2 separate regions of the Mus musculus genome follow, and region 2 is linked to region 1. A link is a loop called in an ENCODE intact Hi-C map of the cell type or tissue named here. Cell type or tissue: heart. All regions are shown on one strand. Each heading gives the region's core, and the rest is flanking DNA. Links, peaks and the distances in the headings are about the cores only.

Region 1 (10,207 bases), core at 802-8,801:
TTGTACCATGCCAACTGCACCCCCTCTAGATTGTACTTTTAAAAGTGTGATAGGAAATATTTTAGGATTATGGTCCTTGTGATTTCTGTCACAATTATTCAACTGTGCATGAACGTCTCCGCAGTCAGTTTGTGTGGACAGTGTAGGTGAAACTGCATTCCAGTAAAATTTCACTTACAGAGAGTCAAGTGTATGACACATAATAAAGAAGGAGGATATGATAAAAGACTGGTAGGGATTTAATGACAAATAGCTCATATTGGTTGCTGGATGCCAGGATGCTGTCCAAGGAACCACCATTAAATAAAATAACCTCCAAACAGGGCAGTTCTTACGTATACAACCACACTCACAGAATCTGGTACTCTTGGGGTCATTAAATTACTTAATACTTTAACGAACAGATGTAAAATAGCACTAAAATGGAAAGTGTGCACACATCAGAAACATAGTTCAGATTGTCTATGAACATTGTTTTATATATAATATATATATATAGGGTTTTTTTTCCTTTTCACATATATGTACAGTTTCTAGACTGTAAAAGAGACCGCATGGCTCAAAGGATTAAGTGCTCACCTCCTTCTGCCTCAGGCTAAGTCTTTTAAGCTCCTAAACTTCAAGTTTTTCTTATTAAAGACAGCAAAAGAAGCTGGCTTTTGACCAAAATTTCCCAGGAAATAAATAGTACAAGTGCCTCCAACCCGGTATAAGTTGGATTAAGGAATCTTTAACATTTCAAGCATGAACCACAGGTACAAGAGTATCCTGAAGAAACACAATTCTTCTAAGATGGAAGACAAGAAATAACCAGCTGGGCGCATGGAATTTCATGTAATGCAGGCATGTTCCCTGAAGAAGAGACTAGAATCACATTGTAAATACACCATTCGAGCACTCGGTGTGGCTGGACAGTTTCTTCTGCTAAGGGGTTTGGCTCAGATAAGGAATAACACAGTAGCTGATTCTCTTATCCACAGCGATAGAAAGAACAAGAGAAGTCCATGGGTTTCTACTGCCATTACTTCACGCCATCTTGGTTATCCACAACCCACCAAACCCACTCTCTAACGCTGCTGTTCTGTAAAACATTTGATAATGGCTCTCCTGTGTGTAATAATGGCAGCAAAGGGCCAAAGCAAAACAAAAAGCCCATAAAGTGGTTAAAAATATATATGAAGAATCAAAAGTTGGATTACATTTCATTGGCAAACTCTTGAGAGAACTTAAAACAGGGAAGAGGTAGATGTGCATTTCAAAAAAAAAAAAGGAAAAAAATGAACTGGTTATGGTTGGGGTCACCTGTAACCCCAGCACTCTGGATCAGAGGCAGGGGCAGGTGGAGCTCTGTGAGTTCAAGGCCAGCCTGCTCTACAGGATGAGTTTCAGGACAGCCAGGGCTATGGAAAGAATCCTTGGAGAGAGAAAAACAGAGAGGGGGAGGGGAGGGAGAGAGGGAGAATGAAGACTGCTTACAAATTGGCTGCGTTGTTTTAAGTGGCTCTCATACACTGGGCACCTAGACAGCATGAGTCAGAATAGGCGGCACAGACTTTGCAAGTGTAAGTCTTCACTAAAGAAGACTGAAGAGAATTAGTGTTTTTCAAAACTAGCCCTAGCGTATCTGTTTTCATCTGTGAACAACAGTAAACAGATTAAGTGTACAAGATCAGCAGGTAATATACAAAAGCCCGGATGTTCCCCAGATTTCTTTTTTAGTGTCCCTAGAATGAAAAATAAAAAAATAAAAAATAAAAAAAACAAAAATGCTTCTTTAGAGTCCCCAAAGAAGCTCATTATGAAAATACAAATAATCAAGTATAAATCTCTAGCATTCACAGAAACTTGGCTAAAACTGTAAAAACAATTGTATGGTTTCCCCACCACACTTTCAACTGTGTCCAACAGTTCCAGATTCCCATGAATAATCTAGGGTAATAAATGTTAGTGAAGAAAACTTCACTGCCGGCCACCACACTGACTTCTAAAGGCTAATCTACGGGAGGGAACTTAAGGGTAGGTAACCAAAATCTATACAAGTTATTTGACTCCAGCTCCCTACTAGAAATAGAAGACAGTGAGAATACTGGAATCAGGTGACAAAGGCCAGCTTTGTCAATAAGGACATCTTTGGTCCTTCTAGGCTTTAATTTTTCCATCAAGTGTAAGAATGCTCAGTCTTCTTGCTTTATGATATAAATCAGAGCACGTAAGTCATCCTCGCAACCGAGCTTGGAACACAAAAGGGCAGGCTCCACCATTCATTGCCCTGGGCCTTTCTCTGAAAGGCTTACCACACTCCTCCCCCAGACTTTCCCCAGTCACAGTTTGCAATGCTGATGTATCTCACAGGCATGTGAGAAACACTAACAGTCATTAAAAAGCATAAAGCACTCTGTTAAATACAAAAGTGCTATTTTGGCATCTCGTATAACTGGAAAACATTCACTGTTTGTGCTATTTGGCAATTTTGCATTTCCAACTCTCCCTGACTGTGCCCTCCACGTGGACATGTGTGCCTCTTATATATGGGGGTCGGAGGTGGGGGGTCGGGGATGGGGCAGGGACGAAAATCCTGTTTGGATCACATCTCTCATTAATTTGTGAGTAATTTGGGGGTTCTTGGGGTCAGGGCACACGCATGCAAATGAAGGCACCCCAACCTGTGAACTTGGCTTTCCTGCTCTACACAAATCTACACAAAGCCAGCAAAACTGAGCCAGCTAGTTGACTTTTGTGAACAGTTTCTGAGGCAGCTGCTGACAGTCTACCGGTTTCCTGAAACCTACTCTCCACTGACAGCTGAGACCTGGCAGGCAAGTCCTAATTTACATAGCAGATGGGGCCATCCCTAGGCACCCCTGACCCTACATGAAGCTTGAGCAGTTTCAAGAATTAGCGAAGAAACCGGTGCAGGATTTCCTAAGAGATCTAAGAACCAATGTATGTGGATTTCTAAACTTTTGCCCTTTGACATAACTGTGCAGTTTTTCTGCTCGATTTCCCCAGGATGTCTCAAAATAGCAGCTGGGGCTCATAGAAAGGGAAGTGGATACTTAGCAACCTCTTCTATAGGGATGAGAAGGGTCGTAATAGAGCTGATAAGTGAGGTGTTAGGGCAAACTCAGGCTTACCATGCCCCGGGAGTGTGACATTCTTATTTCTACCCGCTTTTTGTTGTACGCCTGTAACTCTAAACAAATCACCTATCTCAGTTCTCACACAGTCCAAGCCTCTCTACACAGCCCCAAATGCCTTTCCTCGGGGTCCTCCCAACTCTGCTTTTCCAAGCTTTTCACTCTTCGCAGTGTGTATTTAAGTAAGCTATCAAGTCAAGCACATCTTCTAAGAGTTACTTTGAAGGTGGAGGTAGGCACCTCGAAGTAACAACTCTTATTAACCATCTCCTGGGGGGTGGGGTGGCAAACACCAAAAGGCTCCCCCAGACACTCTCAGACTGTCCCTCCTGCCCCTTCCCCAACATCTACAGATCAGTAGCCAGACGACTCCCACCGCCGCCTCATTCGGATGCCCTCCCTAACACAAGTGCAACTTCTGGTGCTGTGCAAGGTGCGTCTTGTAGCGGAAGCCCTTGCCACAGCCCGCGCATTTGTGAGGCTTGTTGCCGGTGTGGATGCGCCGGTGGCGGATGAGGTGGGAGCTCTGGATGAAGCTCTTGCCGCACTCGAGACATGTGTAGGGCTTCTCGCCGGTGTGCGTGCGCTGGTGCTGCGTGAGCGTGGAGAAGTCGCTGAAGCGCTTCTCGCACTGGCCGCAGCCGAAGGGCTTCTCGCCGGTGTGCACGCGCAGGTGGTTGACGAGGTGCGAGTTGCGGCCGAAGCCCTTGCCACACTCCCGGCACACGTAGGGCCGCTCGCCCGAGTGCGTGCGCTTGTGCGTGAAGAGGTGCGAGCTCACGCTGAAGGTCTCGCCGCACTCGGAGCACATGTAGGGCTTCTCGCCCGTGTGCACGCGCTGGTGCTTCACCAGGTCCGAGCGCCAGCTGAAGCGCTTGCCGCACTCGCCGCAGCCGTGCGGCTTCTCGCCGGTGTGGATGCGCTGGTGATTGGCCAGATGCGAGCGGCGCACGAACCCCTTGCCGCACTCCCCGCATGCGAAGGGCCGCAGCGCCGCCGCCGAGCCCGCCGAGCCCGCGCCGCCGCCCGCCGCCGCGTGCGCGCGCCGGTGGCTGAGCAAGTGCGAGCTGAGGCTGAAGGCTTCGCCGCACTCCGGGCACGGGTAGGGCTTCTCGCCCGTGTGCAGGCGCCGGTGCTTGAGCAGGTCGGCGCGCCAGCTGAAGCTCTTGCCGCAGTCGGCGCACAGGTTGGGCCGCTCGCCCGTGTGCAGCCGCAGGTGGTTGGTCAGGTAGGTGTTGCGGCTGAAGCCTTTGCCGCACTCCCCGCAGCGGAAGGGCTTTTCGCGAGGGGGCCGGGCCAGCGTGGGCCCCGCCCCGAAGCCGCCGGCCACGCCCATGCCCACGCCCATACCCATGCCCATCATCCCCACCACTCCTCCGCACTCGCCGGCCAAACCGAAGGGCTCCAAGCTGGCCACGGCGGCGGCCTCTGCCAGGCGGTGGATGCGCTGGTGCTGCAGGAATGCGGCGCCCGGGCTAAAGCTCTCCCCGCAGTCTGGGCAGATGGTGGGCGCGTCCATGATACTGGCCATCAGGCTGTCTAGTTCCCCGAGGTCCATGGCCATGGGGTGATGGAGCCGGTGGAAGCGGCGGTGAGCAGGCTTGTCACCCCGGTGTCGACCGCCCAGGGAGAGGTGACGCCTCCAAGGAAGCACGGGAGTAGGCAATGGATCTTCCTCCTCTATCAAGCGGTTCTCCCCAGCGCTTTCCTCTTCTTCGTCTTCCTCCTCTTCATCTTCCTCTCCCCGCGGACTCCGGGATATGCTGTCAGATTCTGACAGTCCTGGGAACAGAGCCATGTCAGCCACACCAGGCTGGTCGTCCTCTTCCTCACGGAGGATAGCCCTTTCTTCCTCACTCAGCCGCCCCTCTGCAACAGACAAGTTGGCAATGGGGTCAACTAGACCTGATGTGCCAGGAGGGTGAGCCAAAGGAGTAATGCCCCTCCCCCAGCCCCCTTACCCCTACTTTTTACTCGGCCTCTTCCCTACCAGTTTCCTCCTGCTAAGACTAAAGGATAATGCACTCTGCCCCACTGCCAACTCTCCTGGCAGACACCGCCTACTAGACACCCCAGCTTCTGCTCAGCTGAATCACCTGAAGCCTGCGAATGGCTAGGTTTGTACCAGATGGGAATATGTTTCCAGAAGAAAAAAACGAGGCGGGGGTGGGAGGGGGGATTCTCAACCATACTTTCTAAAGCTAGAGCCTCAAAACACAAGTCATGTTAATCACAGAAAGTATGAGACCAGTAGGACTCATCAGGTCCCAGACAGATTCTAAAACAAAACAACAACAACAAAACCATTTGGTCAGTCTGGGAACAACGTGCAAGCATGTCCAACCTTTGACATTGCAACAGTGTTGTCATCTACCAAGTTTGTGCTCAAAAAGCAGTCAAGTCTTAAGAAAAAAAAAATCAAAAGAGCTCATCTCTATAGCACTGGTTCTCAACCTTCCTGATGCTGCGACCCTTTAATATATAATTTCTCATGCTGTAGTGACCTCCAACCCTAAAATTGCTTCCCTTGCTACTTCATAATTGTAATTATGCTTCTGTTATGACTTGTAATGTAATTACCTGTGTTTTCCAAGGGTCTCAGGCCAACCCCTGTGAAAGGGTCATTAGACGCCCACAAAGGGGTCAGGACCCACAGGTTGTGAACCACTGGGCTACACTGACGCGCATGCTTTATAATTTAATTTTGATACCCAGAACCTACAGAATGGACCCCCCCCCCTCTTCTACTCTCCATCTCTGTTCAGTGGGGGAGAGGTCACGAGGGTAGGGGAAGTGGCTAGAGACCCAGAACTTGCTTTCAGGTCAGAAATAGCAAGAGTGGTAACCAGGAACTTGGGCACTTGGGTAATCAGCCTCATGGACATAGGTAGGTCACTTAACCACCAAATTTGCTTCTAGAGAAGGAAATGATGATTTAACTAGAAATATCAATGTACTTCACCCAGCACTGTGCTAAGTCACTCTTTAAAATATATGTGTATGTGTGTATACATATATAAATTCATCTATTATGTATGAACGTGAGTTTATGTGTGCCAAGTACATGCAGGTACCTGCAGAGATGAGGACTTTGGATGCCCTGGAACTGATTCCAGGTAGTTATGAGCAGAATGATATGGGTGCTTAGAACTGAACTCAGGTCTTCTGCAAGAGTAGTAAGCATTCCTAACCACTGAGCCATCTCTCTGGGGTCCAAAGTCACTGTTTAAATCCAACACATCATGGTACTCCCCCAGCATCTATGAGATAGGCCCCAGTATTGGCTGCGATTCCACTGTAGTGTTGTCACAAGTGATCATCTGTAGCAAGGAGCAGCACCTAGGAGTGGCCTTTATTCATACTTACCAGTGTGGCCTCAGTGGCAGATGGTATAAAGGAATGAATACTCATGGCACCAACTTTTGGAGAGCCCACCCCTAGGTCCCCAGGATGCTGGCCCTGGTTGTATGCCAGTGGAATCCAATGTAAATGTGAGTTCTGCCACCTCAGAGGATACTCATTCTTCTCACCTGAACAGACAGTGGACGCTATGTCCCTCTCTCGTGAGTCCCCTCTTAGATCATCATCCTGTGGGTTGGAGTCCACTTCCTGCTCCAGGTGGCCTCTATCTTCTGTGTCCCATGGATTAGAGCCCATTCCTCTTTCTTCTGGGTCCCCTTCTCGGTCCTCAGAGTTCTCCAAGTCAGAATCCATGCCTCTGTCTTCAGAAGTCTGGTATTCACACACACCCTGATTATCTTCCTGTTCCATCCAGCAAGAGAAGGGCAAAGAAGGTAAGCAAGAGTCCCTGCTCAGACAAAACACAGAGAGGGAAAGGTTCTATCAACCTGCATTCAAGCTTTTACTCCGTGTGGTCTTGATTTATCCGTCCAATAAAACACGCTGCATATGCCAACAGCGAGTCAACTCTCTACCACACGCACACCTCGGATAAACAACTGTGTAAAGTAAAACATCTGGGTAGGGGAGGGACAATGGCCACACACTGAGACCACATGCCAGCACTCAGTTCAGTCTACGAAGTAAATGTCTGAGTGTACATTTATGACTTGACATGGATGTCAACATTGCTTCTGTTTGTTTGTTTCACTTTCACTTTAATCCGTAGTACAGGGGGATTGAACCTAGGGCCAGAAGCACTCTGCGACTGAGTTATATCTACAGCTACTTAGTTATTATTTTGGAACAAGACCTTCTAAGTTACCCAAGCTGGCCTTGAACTCATTCTGTAGCCCAGATAGATCTTGAACTTTCTGTCTTCTGCATCCGTCCCCTGAGTGTCTGAGATTCTAGGACTATGACATTTTTCTTTGAACTGTTTAGAGAATCCGTGTTTATTTAGCTTCCTGACTCTGTGCTTGCCACTGACACATTTAGCACACATGGAACCACCACAGGCCATGTCCACCTGGCCACACACTGAATGTGGAGTTTGATGTTTTCAACCTTCTTGATATAAAACGTCAGCAATTCTCTTGCCAGTGGCTTGGGAGTTGAAAAGGCTACCATGGAGTGTTAAACCCTAGACCACTCTGGATACCTCTAAACACTGTCTCCAGAAGAGAAAATAAAACACTTCCATGGATGGAAAAAAATAAAATAAAATAAAATAAAATAAATCCTTAAACTGAAAAAGAAAGAAGAAAAGCCCTGTAGTGGCTATTCCTGGTTGTCAACTTGACTATTTCTGGAATGAACTACAATTTAAAATTGGAAGGCTCACCAGTGATCCTAATCTAGAGGCTGGGAAATACAAGTTTCTGATCTGGATCCTGGCATGGAGATCTTGAGACATAGTGGCTATGAATTCCAGAAGATTAAGACAGGGAGACCTCGAAGTTCAGGGTCATGTGGGATTAAAGGCCTGGTGGCACACACCTTTAATCTGAGCCACATCTTCTGCTGGAGACCTACACAAGGCCATTGGAAGAAGGAAGACTTACTCTCTCTCTTCTCCACCTGCTTGCCATGTGGGACTGAGCAACTGCTAGATCCTTGGACTTCCATTCACAGCTGCTGCTGACCATTGTTGGGAGTTGAACTACAGACTCTAAATCATCAACAAATTCCCTTACTATACAGAGATGACCCATAAATTCTGTGACTCTAGAGAACCCTGACTAATACAAGCCCTAATACAATTCTCTCTAGTCCATGAAACTTCTAGTGTAGACAGGAAGCCATTTTTGCTATCCTTTGCTTCCTCCATTTTGGGAAGCCTGCCCTCCATAAGCCTGAAACATTCTTACAATTATTTAGCTAATTAGTGGAGCCCCTTTATGGGGCCAGAGGGAAAGTACACAAGAATAACAAACATCAATATGGCAACTTCCTACCTAGGACTACTGTCTTCCAAGGCACACTCAGCCTGGCTTTGTGGCAAGGCTCTGCTGTATTTTTAGAAGAAAGCCAAGATGATAGAAACTGTGGCAGGCTTGTTGAAAGCAAGAGCCAGATGCTAGAGCCTGCTGTGCTACAAGCCACATTCACAGTCTGAACTTCATTCAGTGTGGTATGTCAGTTATAGATGAACGTGAAAAGGAACATGTATCAGGGACTACTGGTAGTCCTCCTGCAAAGAAGGAGGAGAAGGGGGAGAAAGGGGAGAAGGAGGGGAAGGAGGAGGAGGAGGAGGAGAAGGAGGAGAAGGAGGAAGAAAAGAAGAAGAAGAAGAAGAAGAAGAAGAAGAAGAAGAAGAAGAAGAAGAAGAAGAAGAAGAAGAAGAAGAAGAAGCCCAACAGCATCAGATTCTGAAGCCCTCTGTGGATGTCCAGTTTGCATCTCAAATGCAAAGCATGCCCTGTCAACACTGGGAAACTGAGCCAAAATAATTAGTTTCTGCCATCCATCATGCTTGCAGCTTAGCTCAAGGAAGGAAAGGCACATCGAGGTCAAGGATCTTGGTCTGTGGTTTGAAGGATACCGCTGTCTAAGCAATCCCCAGAGAGGACTGCAGGAATAAGGCTGTAGACTTGCTCCCGTGCATGGGAAGAAGGGGGGGGGGAGGCAGTAGTGGCTGGAGATGCAGCGCAGATACATCTTGATAGGGTACTTGCCTGGTGTGTAAACCCTGAGTTGAGTCCCAGGCACCGTACAGAACCACATGTGCTCACGTGTAATTGGGATCCCAGCACTTAGGAGGTGGAGGCAGGAGGAGCAGAATCTCAAACAGTGTGTCAGAGAGCAGCTGCACTACAGGAGAGACCCTGTCTCAAAAACAGAACGTGCTAAAATAGAAAGAGCAAAGAAAAGTATGGTGAGCAAGGATGTCCCATCCTTGGCAAGGAGCTTTCCCTCCCCTATCAGGGTCTTCCTTGTCCTGAAAAGCAGGAGTTATGCATTGAGGAGATCCCTCCCCTGGGTGGGGCGGGCCCAACGGAAGTCAACTAGCCTCAGTCAACTAGGTTAAGTCTCCTCAGTGGAAAGAGGGTAGTGCTACTTAACCTTTCTCGCGGGGAGGGCATCAGAAGGAAACTAAAAGGCACTGTGGAAAACATCAGAGAGAGTCTTAGTGCTCTGAGCTTCGAGGCTGTGAAATGGGTACATTGTTCCTCTCCTCTCCGCCCACCTCTCGAAGATAAACCGGCTCATCTGGACAGACACATCACCCCAACAGTGTCTCAGATCTTTCTCCATGGTGATGACATACTCCCTTCTTAGAGTGCAAAGACTGAGCCCTTCCCTTAAATGTCCTAGGGAAGCTGTTGTGTCTGAGCTTAGTCAATAGCATCATGCAGGGCAGATGGGTTCCCTTGGAAGGTGGACCAACTACGCTGCCAAGTTTCAAAGGAAGAAAGGGATATTATTATAGTCGTGAACCTTCTCAGAGGTATACCAACTCCATGTGAGACTTCTGTCCCAAGTCACACTGTACACCACTCTTTTGCCTTCTGGAGGTTAGACTCAACAGTCAGGTACATCCCTTGGATCTGCACATACAGTGCACCTGAAGGTGGTGGTGGAGGATGGGACTCATGCAAGAAGAGGTTTGCAAATGTGACTTATTGGTTTGCTGGGGGTGGGGGGGAGCAGGGGGTTAAGAGAGGTTT
Region 2 (10,207 bases), core at 1,206-9,205, 64 kb after region 1:
ACCTGTGTACCTATTAAATATACATAGAAGTTAGTATATCTATGGAGGATGTTTTTGGTTTCGAGAAAGGAATATCAGGTGAGTCAAGAGACAGGAGATTCATAATCTGCCTTTAGCCATACCTACTGTAATGGTTGGGGGTCCCTCCGTGTGAAGAGACTAGAAAGTGGGGGGGGGGGGAATTATGCCAAGTTAGGATCTCATCACAGGGTGAGAACACTACGAAGAATGGAGTTTCGAGTGAATTTCTTGAAAGCTAGTTGCTTGAACTTAGTAGAGAGAGATGAGAGCTGGGTTCTGCTGATCAGACTTGATTTAACACCTGAGGTCAGCTCCTGTAGTGTTTCTGTCTGCACGTCGTTACAGCAACCCTCATTCCTCCTCCTGTACTGTGCTTGGTTTTTTGAGCCTGGAACTCAAGTGCAAGCATCCCTGGCTACAGGACTTGGGATGATGGAAATGCATCGTGGCCTTTAACCTTTAGTGAATCCCAGTGATGAACTGGGGACCTGGAGGCGACAACCTTTGTCTGTTAAGAGCCAAATAGTAAACATTTTAGACTTATGTGCTCATACAGTCCTTGCTGGCTTCTCCATTCTGACAGTATAGGGCAGAAGAAGAGAAGACAATAAGAAAATAAATCAACATGATTATGTTCCAATAAAGTTTTATTTACAAAAGCAATTGACTAGGACCAGTACCCTGACACCACAGTTTACTATCCTCATCCCCAGACTGAACTGTTGAGAGTCCTTGGACTTCAGTGTTTTACTTAACTGTGTCTTAGTGTGTGATAAATTAGGGTTGATTTTTGTTTTTTCCCTCTCTCTCTCTCTCTCTCTTTTTTTTTTTTGGTTGTTTTGTTTTGTTATTTTTTATTTGATTGATTGAGTTTTTGAAAACTAAAAGAAAAGAGTAAGAGGGCCAGGCTCACGTGGCACCTCTGGGAAACCAGAAGTCCTGGGCTGGCTACTAGGCGGCAGGTGGTGGTGCTATCAACTAAGCTTACTCAAGAAACCCTGGGGCACTTCTCTAGCAGACCTGGCTGTGTGATATTTCCTAACTCTGTCTCCAGCTTGGAATCCTATATCTACCTACCATCAGGAGTATTTGGAAAGAATGGGGAGGAGCTGAGATGCCTGGCTTTGAGTTTCCCAAGTCTCCATTAAAGTGCAGGTGCTGTGGGCAAGGCATTCATTATCGACTCTCCTGGTTGTAGTCACATTGTCTGATGGCATGGCCGGGCAAGAGGGTTGATGCACAAGCATAGCTGGGTGGGGTCCAAATCCACCTTCCCTTAATGTCTAGTCTGGGGAAAATAGTGTTGAATAACTATGGAGGGCTTCATATGTTCTACAGCCTCAGCTAAAAGTTAAAGTTAAATAAATCGATCCAGGACCACAGAGGCAGAGGCAGAGAGGCAGAGACAGAGAGGCAGGGGCAGGGGCAGGGGCAGAGGCAGATGAATTTCTGTGATTTTTAACGTTAACCTAGTCTATGTAATGAGTCCCAGGCCAGGCAGGGATACATATTGAGACTCTGTCTCAAAAAAAAAAAAAAAAAAAAAAAAAAAGTTTTAAATAGGCATTGCAACATCTTCATGATTTTGCTAACATATCTAAATTATACACAAAATTTATTTCATTATGGCATTTTCATATATTCAAACGTTTTATCATATTCACCCCCGTTTAAACTCTCTTGAGCCTCTCACGAATTTACTGCCTAGTTTGTTCTCACCACCATCAAATCCAGCAGTTCCTACTGTGGGACAACAGACCTTGCCAGGAAACTTGGTAAGGTAGAGTGGGTCTGAGTTCCTGGAAACTGGGTAAGCACCTCCCTGCTTGCTCCCTGCCAGATTCCTGGCCTGCAACACACACCACACTTCCCACATAAGGAAACATGGCCTGTGGTCACATAGGCACAGAACAGAGTTCTCCATGCTCATGAGGTACCTAGAGGCCCTGAGGGTTCAGCCAATGAGCTCCCCTTCTCAGACACTCCTCTCTGCAAAAAGTATTTACTCTCTGGTGCACCCTGAGAAGTTAGTGTGCATCCATTTTCCATGATAAACAACTAATCAACTGTTTGGAGCCAAGGACTGTCTCTTGCACCAAAACCACCATAGGAGCCGGGCGTGGTGGCACACGCCTTTAATCCCAGCACTCGGGAGGCAGAGGCAGGTGGATTTCTGAGTTCGAGACCAGCCTGGTCTACAAAGTGAGTTCCAGGACAGCCAGGGCTATACAGAGAAACCCTGTATCGAAAAACCAAAAAAAAAAACCAAAAAAAAAAAAAAAAAAAAAACCAAAAAAAAAAAAACAAAAAACAAAAACAAAAAACACCATGGGGAATCACGGAGAAAGCCTTCGGGACAGAGGTGCTGCCTAAGTCTCCCATAGAAGGCCTCTCTGCCTTTCCAGGCAATCACCACTACCTTTGACAGTGAGCTAAACTGGAGTTCTCACTTCCTTGACCCCAGGCTCGTTGCTGTAGGCCCCCAACTGCCTCGTCGAGGGCCCATGGAGCCCTGACCCTTCATTCCTGACTCCTCTGTGCAGCATTCTAGCGGCAACTAGATGTCCGGGGGTCAGGGAACCCTAATTTTGGCCTGTGTTCTCCCACCCCAGAGCGGTGCTTGGTGCTTCCCTGAAGCCCAGCACCCAACGGAGGCTTGGGATAAGTTCAGTCAAGCTCCCTGTGTTTTACCTTCCCAGTGGCCATGCCCAGCAGCAGGGCAGAATGCAGTCCCACACCTATTTTCTCTTCTGTGAGGGCAGTGGAGGCCAGAGAGGGTTGGTAACCTCAGGTGATCATCACAAGATGCCGAAGCCTACTGGTGTACAATATGGGTGTGTACAGCCCTCTGTAGCAGGGATTTCACAGCTGATATGAAATATCAGAAAACATGTAGCAAGTAAGACAAGCATGTTAGAAGAGCCGAAGCGGTGTGTAGTTGGTGGCACTTTGTATTAGACAAGGAAAGAATTCTGGGAGGCCCCAGGGTCACTGTGGAGAAGACAGGTTCTGAAGACTAGAGTGGGCATTTATCTTCAGTAGTGGAATCGTGAGATAGGTGTTTGGAGATAGAGAAAGCACCAGGTTGACCATAGATGGGCTAGGTTGGTGAATCAGGAAGAACAATCAGATGATGCAGTTCTTAAATATAATGCATGGCCATTTGATTTCATTGTAATAAATAAGAACAACAGAGCTAACCCCAGGCCTGTGAAGGGGCTTGACAACTCTGGAGGCTGTTGTGCAAGTCAAGCAGGAAGAGAACCAAGGGCTTTGGAAAGGAGAGAAGACTTCAAACCCAATCCCAGCTCTGCCATTTACTAGCTGAGTGACTTTGGGCAGCTTGTTTAATTTCTCTTTTGGTTTCTTCGTAAGTAAAACGTGGGCAGCGTCCATCACACGTGGGTCTGGGGCCACAATGTGCCAGCCTTGTCTGGATGGGCCAGGTAGATATTTTCCTTTCTGTAGGGCGGAGTTTGCTGCCAGTGCAAGGAAGGGGGAAGCGCATCAGCGGTGTGTAAACAAGCGAGCAGAGCTGTGTTCTAATAAAACTTTATTTGCAGACCAGATCAGCTCGTTGAATTTCATATTTGAGTCATAGTTTGTCAACCTCTGCTATAAAAGATGAAGTGAGCCTTTTTCTGAAGAGAAATGGGGGAGGAGTAGATGGGGAGGCAGACAGGAGGTAGGGGTTACTATATTCAGAATGTAAAAAAAGAAATAAAGATTTAAGGAAAGAGAGAAAATAAATGTATCTCTTAAATAAATAAACAAACAAACAAATAAAAGAGTAAATGAAATAATATTTACAAAGCAGTTACTACAAAACAGAATTAAAGCTGGCCTGCTGGGGCACATCTTTACTTCCAGGACCCCAGAGGCAGAGGCACATGAATCTTTGTGACTTCAAGACCAGCAGAGCAGAGCTATGTAGTAAAGCCCTGTCTCAAAAAGAAAAATTCTTTTAATCAGGAATTGAATATTTTAATGATTTTATTAACATATAGAATTATGCACAAAATGAGTTTCATTGTTATATTTTCATATATGCACATATTTTTATCACATTCTCTCCCGTTACCCTCTTTTGTACGCCCTCCTCTTCCCACCCAGTCCTTCTACTTCATGGTTTTGTGGGGGGTGGGGGAGCGGGATGAGTTTAGTTCAGATTGTTTACAAGAGCATGAGTGAGGGATTTGCTGGTGCCTGGGCTCTTTACCAGTGGCTACACCACTGAAGAAAATGTCTCTCCCTGCCAGCAATCATTAACCATCTATATAAATGCTCACAGAGGGGCACTGGCACACCCCTCCCCACTCCGTGGTAGATGTCAGTGGGTCCAGTCTTGTACACATCCTGAACAGATAAAGTGTTGAGTTTAATAGTGTGACAGCCTGGAAGACAGCATCCCATAACACCCCTCACCTTCTGCTCACTCTTATTCCCTGTGCTCCTTCTTTCTCTATGCTCCCCTGAGCCTTGGAGGAGGTGACATGGTGTCCCTTTCAGGCCTGACGTTTCAACACCGTTTAAACAGCCTTTTATTCTCAGCACCTTGACCAGATAAAAGTCTCTGCAGGAACCACTGCCCACTACAATGGAAGCTCCTCTGGCTTGGCACTAACGTAGGGGGATGGAAATAGTTATTTTGCAGGTAATATGGTTTAGCAGGACCTTCACCATCGAGGCCAATACCACCCCTGGGCTCCGGCTTTCAACCACATTTACAGCGCTGTAACTTTGGCCAACTCCTTTCACTTCTCTGAATGGCTCGTACCCCATCACCACAATGCTGTAATTGATACTGATGTGTATATATGCTTATCACTCCTTTTTCTGTCCTGCTGGCTATAGCAATATCCCCTTAAGATGGATTTCAGAACCAAGAGTTTGGGCATTTCTTAAAGGTGCCATTTACTAGCAATATAAGGAAAGAAACATTCCTTGGTTACAGTCATAAACAAGAAGCAGGTCCCGGTCTGGGTTGAGAAGAAAGGAAGCTGTATCAGTCATCCAATCTCTTTCCCTCAAGGCTTGGGGGAGCAGGGGGTAGGAGTGGGGGAAGATGTGTTTGATTCCTGCCCCCCCCCCCCAACCACCACCACCACTGGTTATGGATAGGAACTGTGTAAGGGGATTGTAGTGACAGGGTGCCCCCTACTGAAGATAACGGGGAATTACTAGTTCTATCTGTAATCAGTTCTAGCTGTAGCTACCATTACTATATTCAGAAATCTAGTTTCAGCTAGAGATGGTTGTTCACACCTGCAATCCCAGCTACCAGGGAAGCTATGAAAGAAATATCTTGATTTGGAGGCCAGCCTGTACTACATAGCAAGACTCCATCTCAAAAAGTAAACACAGATCTCACCACTCAAGCTTCTTTGAGAACATTTAACACAGCAGTATTTTGGTAGATTCTTTCTTGCTCTCTTCCTCTCTTCCTCTCTTCCTCTCTTCCTCTCTTCCTCTCTCTCTCTCTCTCTCTCTCTCTCTCTCTCTCTCTCTCTCTTTCTCTCTCCTTCCCCCCTCTCTCCTTTTCTTGTTGGAAGCTCCATTTGTTCAGACAGGGCTCCGCTGTGTATTTCAGACTGGCCTTGAACTTGTGGCCCTCCAGCACCAGCTTTCTAACTCCTGAGATACAGGCATGCACCACCACATATATCACCACCATATATATCTTATTCTTGGTGAAAACACCTTCACTTCAGGCTGTTCTTCACCGGAGCCCATTTGAGGACTATTTCCGCATATTGGCACAGTAGCCAGCACAGACAAATGGGCTGGCCAGGATTTATTTCATTGTTCTTTAGCTTTGCTTAAGTGGCAAGTCTCTCAGGTAACTGTGTTTTATCAGCTCAAATTCTTGTGTATTTCATCCTCTGGGCCATTAGGATAAGAACTCTCTTTGTTTGACTTTACTCTAAAAGCACTGGGCCTTCCACCTAGCATGGGAACCATTCTTGATAAATACCCAGAACCCTCAGGCTGCAGTGGTGTCTACTTCCTGCTTTGATGACCATACAGGGTGACCTTCATCACACAACTGACTTCCCCGGAAGCCTGACTTTTATACCAAGTGGGCTGATCTGGAAAGACAGTGGACAGGGATTGGTGGGACATGTTAGTCGGTTTCTAGATACCTGACCAAGAAGGACTAGGTCTGAAAGATTTCGCTAACTGTAAAGTGTGGGCCTAGGTTTGCTTGCTTGTTTTTAGACAGGAGCTTGCTCTGTAGCCCCTTCTGGGATAGTAATGGATATGAAGCCCATGTTGGTCCTGAACTTGCAACAATCCTCCTGTCTCAGTCTCTTGAACACTGTATCTGGCAATGTTTGTTTATTTTGAACTCTCAGTTTCTCAGTGTTCTTGTCAGGCTCCAGCCAGGGGATTTGCATGTAGACATGATCAGTCAGTATTATCCTCTGAAGGCTTTGCATACGCCGTGGGCATATTAGCCTCCCAACTGCCTTGGAAGATTTGCAAGAACTAGGCAAATGCTCGGTTATGTCTAATGGGGTTCTATCCTGAGACCCAAAAGCTGAGTTGTGGGACTGACAAGTCTTCCTGATTTGCCCAAGACCAAGGGAAACTAGAGGGATGGAACCTTGATTTCCAAATTACTGAGGTCTTGGGTAAACTGGGAGGAGCTGATTGCCTCACTGGTTGAAAGGATCAAGACCTTGTCTGTAATCAGGGTTCAGGAGCATGTAGAGCCATCTAATAGAGAAACCTGAGAGAGACAGGATAAGAGAGACTCTCAACTTGTCTCTTCAGAAATGACCAGGAATCGAGAACAGTACATCGGTATTATCAACTGAGCGATCGAGTCTGGAGTACAGAGGGCCAGGGACCTCTCCCCTGAGTCTAGTGGTTAGGATTTGACACTCTCAGTGGGTCAGGGGTTCCAACAGAACGCCCATCATTTATTCCTTCCTCTTTACATGTTCCACTGTCACACTCAGAGCACTCATGAGACTTGACAAGTGAGGGTGTGGCAAAAGGTCTGAATTGTATCTAAGGACTCATATGGTACATCTGCCGGCACCCTTCCTGAGACATCTGGATGCCTTGGCCAAGGCTCACAGAGAGTTCAGAGAAGAACAACAGAAGCAAGGCAGTAACTAGGGGTGATAAACATACCCATGGGCAGAGAAGGAGAGCGGCAACAGCATCTCTGGTTAGCTGTGAAGCTATGGTGCAACATCCAGGAATCTCAGCGTAAAGACACCCAAAGAACTGAAGTTACGCATCTTGGGAAATTTCCCGACTTACTTGGAGAAGTAAACACCACAGGAACGTAACCAAGAGCTGTTATGGGCGTGAAGGCAGGCGATGGGGATTATTATTACAAACACAACCTGGGGCTATCATTACACAAACTGCCTAGCAAATCTTGAGACATACAAACCATAATCACACCAAGCTATTATGAAAACAAAGCTGCTATCAAGGACACACACTTGAAATAGGAATGACCTGACATAGGTCAAGGTTCAGGGGGGTTTCCAATCAAATGTCTGGGTAACCCCAAATCAAGAAATAGAACTTCAACGTTATCCCAGAGAGCCACCCGCAAGGCTCACCTTCTTCTTCTTCACGGAGACTCACCATAGGTCGGCCTTATCGGTTCTTGAGCTTCAGATAAGTGACAGCCCAGGTAATTCTTCGTTTTCCTGTGTATGAAGATTATCCATGTCATGGCATCGGGCTGTGGTTTGTATTTTCAGCACTGAATGGGAATCCATCAGAAACGTGCATGATAGACTCACCCGTTCTTTCAGGCGGTCATTTGTGCTATTTCCGGCTCGGACTTCCGAGGCAAAGGACCACCATGGGACTTCCCACTGCATGGATTTTTGTTAAATTCAGTACATTTCTGCTGTGTGTGGGTCTGCATGTGCCTCAAGCACCTGTGTGAAGGTCAGAGAACAACTTGGGGACGTCAGTTCTTCCCTTTCTCCACGTGGGTCCTGGGGATTGAATTCAGTGGGCCTTGGCCACAAGCCTTTAACCTGTTGAGCTTCCTCACCAGCCCCCCCCCCCCCACCACACACACACACACACACACACACACACACAAAGGTAAGTTTTGTTCTCAGATCAAGCATTGTTCTGGATCCTAACCTTTTTTTTTTTTTTTTTTTTTTTTTTGGTTTTTTGAGACAGGGTTTCTCTATGTAGTCTTGGCTGTCCTGGAACTCACTCTGTAGACCAGGCTGGCCTTGAACTCAGAAATCCTCCTGCCTCTGCCTCCCACGTGCTGGGATTAAAGGCGTGTGCCACCACGCCCAGCTTAATTTTTTTTTCTTGAATGTCACCAACAGAAGTCCTCGAGATCAAGATTCCTATGCTCTTACAACTTGGCTCTTAAAAGTCCATGAAGTAGCGTCAAAATCCTTATCCCCTTTGGCTGTTGTACTGGCTAGTTTTGTGTCAACTTGACACAGCTGGAGTTATCACAGAGAAAGGAGCTTCAGTTGAGGAAATGCCTCCATGAGATCCAGCTGTAAGGCATTTTCTCAATTAGTGATCAAGGGGGGAGGTCCCCTTGTGGGTGGGACCATCTCTGGGCTGGTAGTCTTGATTCTATAAGAGAGCAGGCTGAGCAAGCCAGGGGAAGCAAGCCAGTAAAGCGCATCCCTTCATGGCCTCTGCTCAGTTCCTGCTTCCTGACGTGCTTGAGTTTCAGTCCTGACTTCCTTGGTGATGAACAGCAATGTGGAAGTATAAGCCAAATAAACCCTTTCCTTCCCAACTTGCTTCTTGATCATGATGTTTGTGCAGGAATAGAGACCCTGACTAAGACAGCTGTGCTATTGGGAAATGGTGAAAACTTGAGTGGATAGGAGGTCACTGTAGAAAGGAGGTCATGAGGGTGTGTCCTTGGGGAAAATGGTGAGATATTCTCTCTCTCTCTCTCTCTCTCTCTCTCTCTCACTCACACACACACACACACACACACACACACACTGTGTACGTCACCTAGTCTCAATAAAGTAAGTGTGTTCCCACCGTAGTCACCAGCCTATGTACAGAAACATCAGGGCCAAGTGACAGTGGACTGAACGGAAGAGCCAAAGTCAGTCTTTCCTCAGTCCCGTTGATTTTCTTAGGGTTCTGTCGCAACCGCAGAAGGCTAGTTAACAGGAGTGAATGGCTTCTCTCTTTCTGGGGAAGTTGAATGTGTTTGTAAGAGAGCTGGCTTGTAGATAATTCATTTCCAGTGAGTGTGATGGGCATGTGTCTGAGATTCCAGCACTTGGAAGACTGAGGCAGGAGAATTGCTGTGAGTTTGAGGTCTAAGTTTGGCTACTTGTTGAGTGCCAGGACAGCCTGAGCTACAGACAGACAGACAGACAGACAGATAGACAAAAGAAGAAGGAGGGGGAGGAAAAGGAGGTGGAGGAGAAGGAGAAGAAGGAGAAAGAGAGGAGAAGGAGAAGGAGAAGGAGAAGGAGGAGGAGGAGGAGGAGGAGGAGGAGGAGGAGGAGGAGGAGGAGGAGGAGGAGGAGAAGGAGAAGGAGAAGGAGAAGGAGAAGGAGAAGGAGAAGGAGAAGGAGAAGGAGAAGGAGAAGGAGAAGGAGAAGGAGAAGGAGAAGGAGAAGGAGAAGGAGGAGAAGGAGAAGGTGCTTACCACACACGTTCAATCCCTGGAACCCAAGTGAGGGTGGAAGGAGAAAACTGATTCCAAAAAGAGTTGTCTTCTGACCTCCGCACACACATGTTGTGGATAGGCCTGGTGCTGTTTATATGTTGATGCTAATTCCACTCTCCTGGGAGGTGTTGCAGACAAGGAGTGAGTCAAGTACTCAAGTGAGTTCTTGTGAACTTATCCCCTAATGAATAAAGAAGCCCATCACTGGGCGATTAGGAGGGACTTCCAGGTTGGATGGAGGAAGAGAGGAAGCAGGAGAGAGTAGGACCTCTTTTTAGATAGGGATAGCATGAGGACAAGATGTAATGACGAGTGTCTCCCAGTTTCAACGGTGAATCCTTTAGGATTCGCCACCAGAGGATTTGGATTTAATAAGTTAGGATTTCAGTTGTTGTGCCCAGAGATTGAGTTATCATTGTTTCTGAACTAAGTTTGTGTTGCATTTCCTTCACAGGGTGCCTCATGTGGGTTCAAGAGAGAAAAGTACAGCGGCAAAGAGTGGGTTTGCCTGAGGTACACCACAAAGGT

The links. Peaks named below come from ENCODE experiments on the same cell type or tissue, not always from the same donor. Only the 100,000 strongest peaks of a DNase experiment are listed, where the experiment ranks them.
Region 2: a loop joins it to region 1, with 3.0 times the contacts of the local background. A loop is called at or near these places in 12 of 42 quality-filtered maps.

What each region holds. Positions count from the first base shown.
Region 1 is chr3:98,421,961-98,432,167 of GRCm38, reverse strand. Zfp697 (zinc finger protein 697) reads right to left here. Exons shown (of 3, transcript NM_172863.4): 2 at 6,668-6,945; 3 at 219-5,006. The coding sequence starts at 6,908. The coding sequence ends at 3,538. Among named protein-coding and RNA genes, the nearest start is that of Gm4450, 30 kb to the left of the region's middle. In heart, for the core only: no CTCF peak of the experiment used is centred there; a DNase peak (open chromatin) is centred at 4,427; H3K4me3 peaks cover 2,549 bases; H3K27ac peaks cover 997 bases; H3K27me3 peaks cover 1,434 bases.
Region 2 is chr3:98,357,908-98,368,114 of GRCm38, reverse strand. No RefSeq gene overlaps it. Among named protein-coding and RNA genes, the nearest start is that of Gm31420, 12 kb to the right of the region's middle. In heart, for the core only: CTCF peaks have their summits at 4,982 and 5,187 (motif pointing left); no DNase peak of the experiment used is centred there.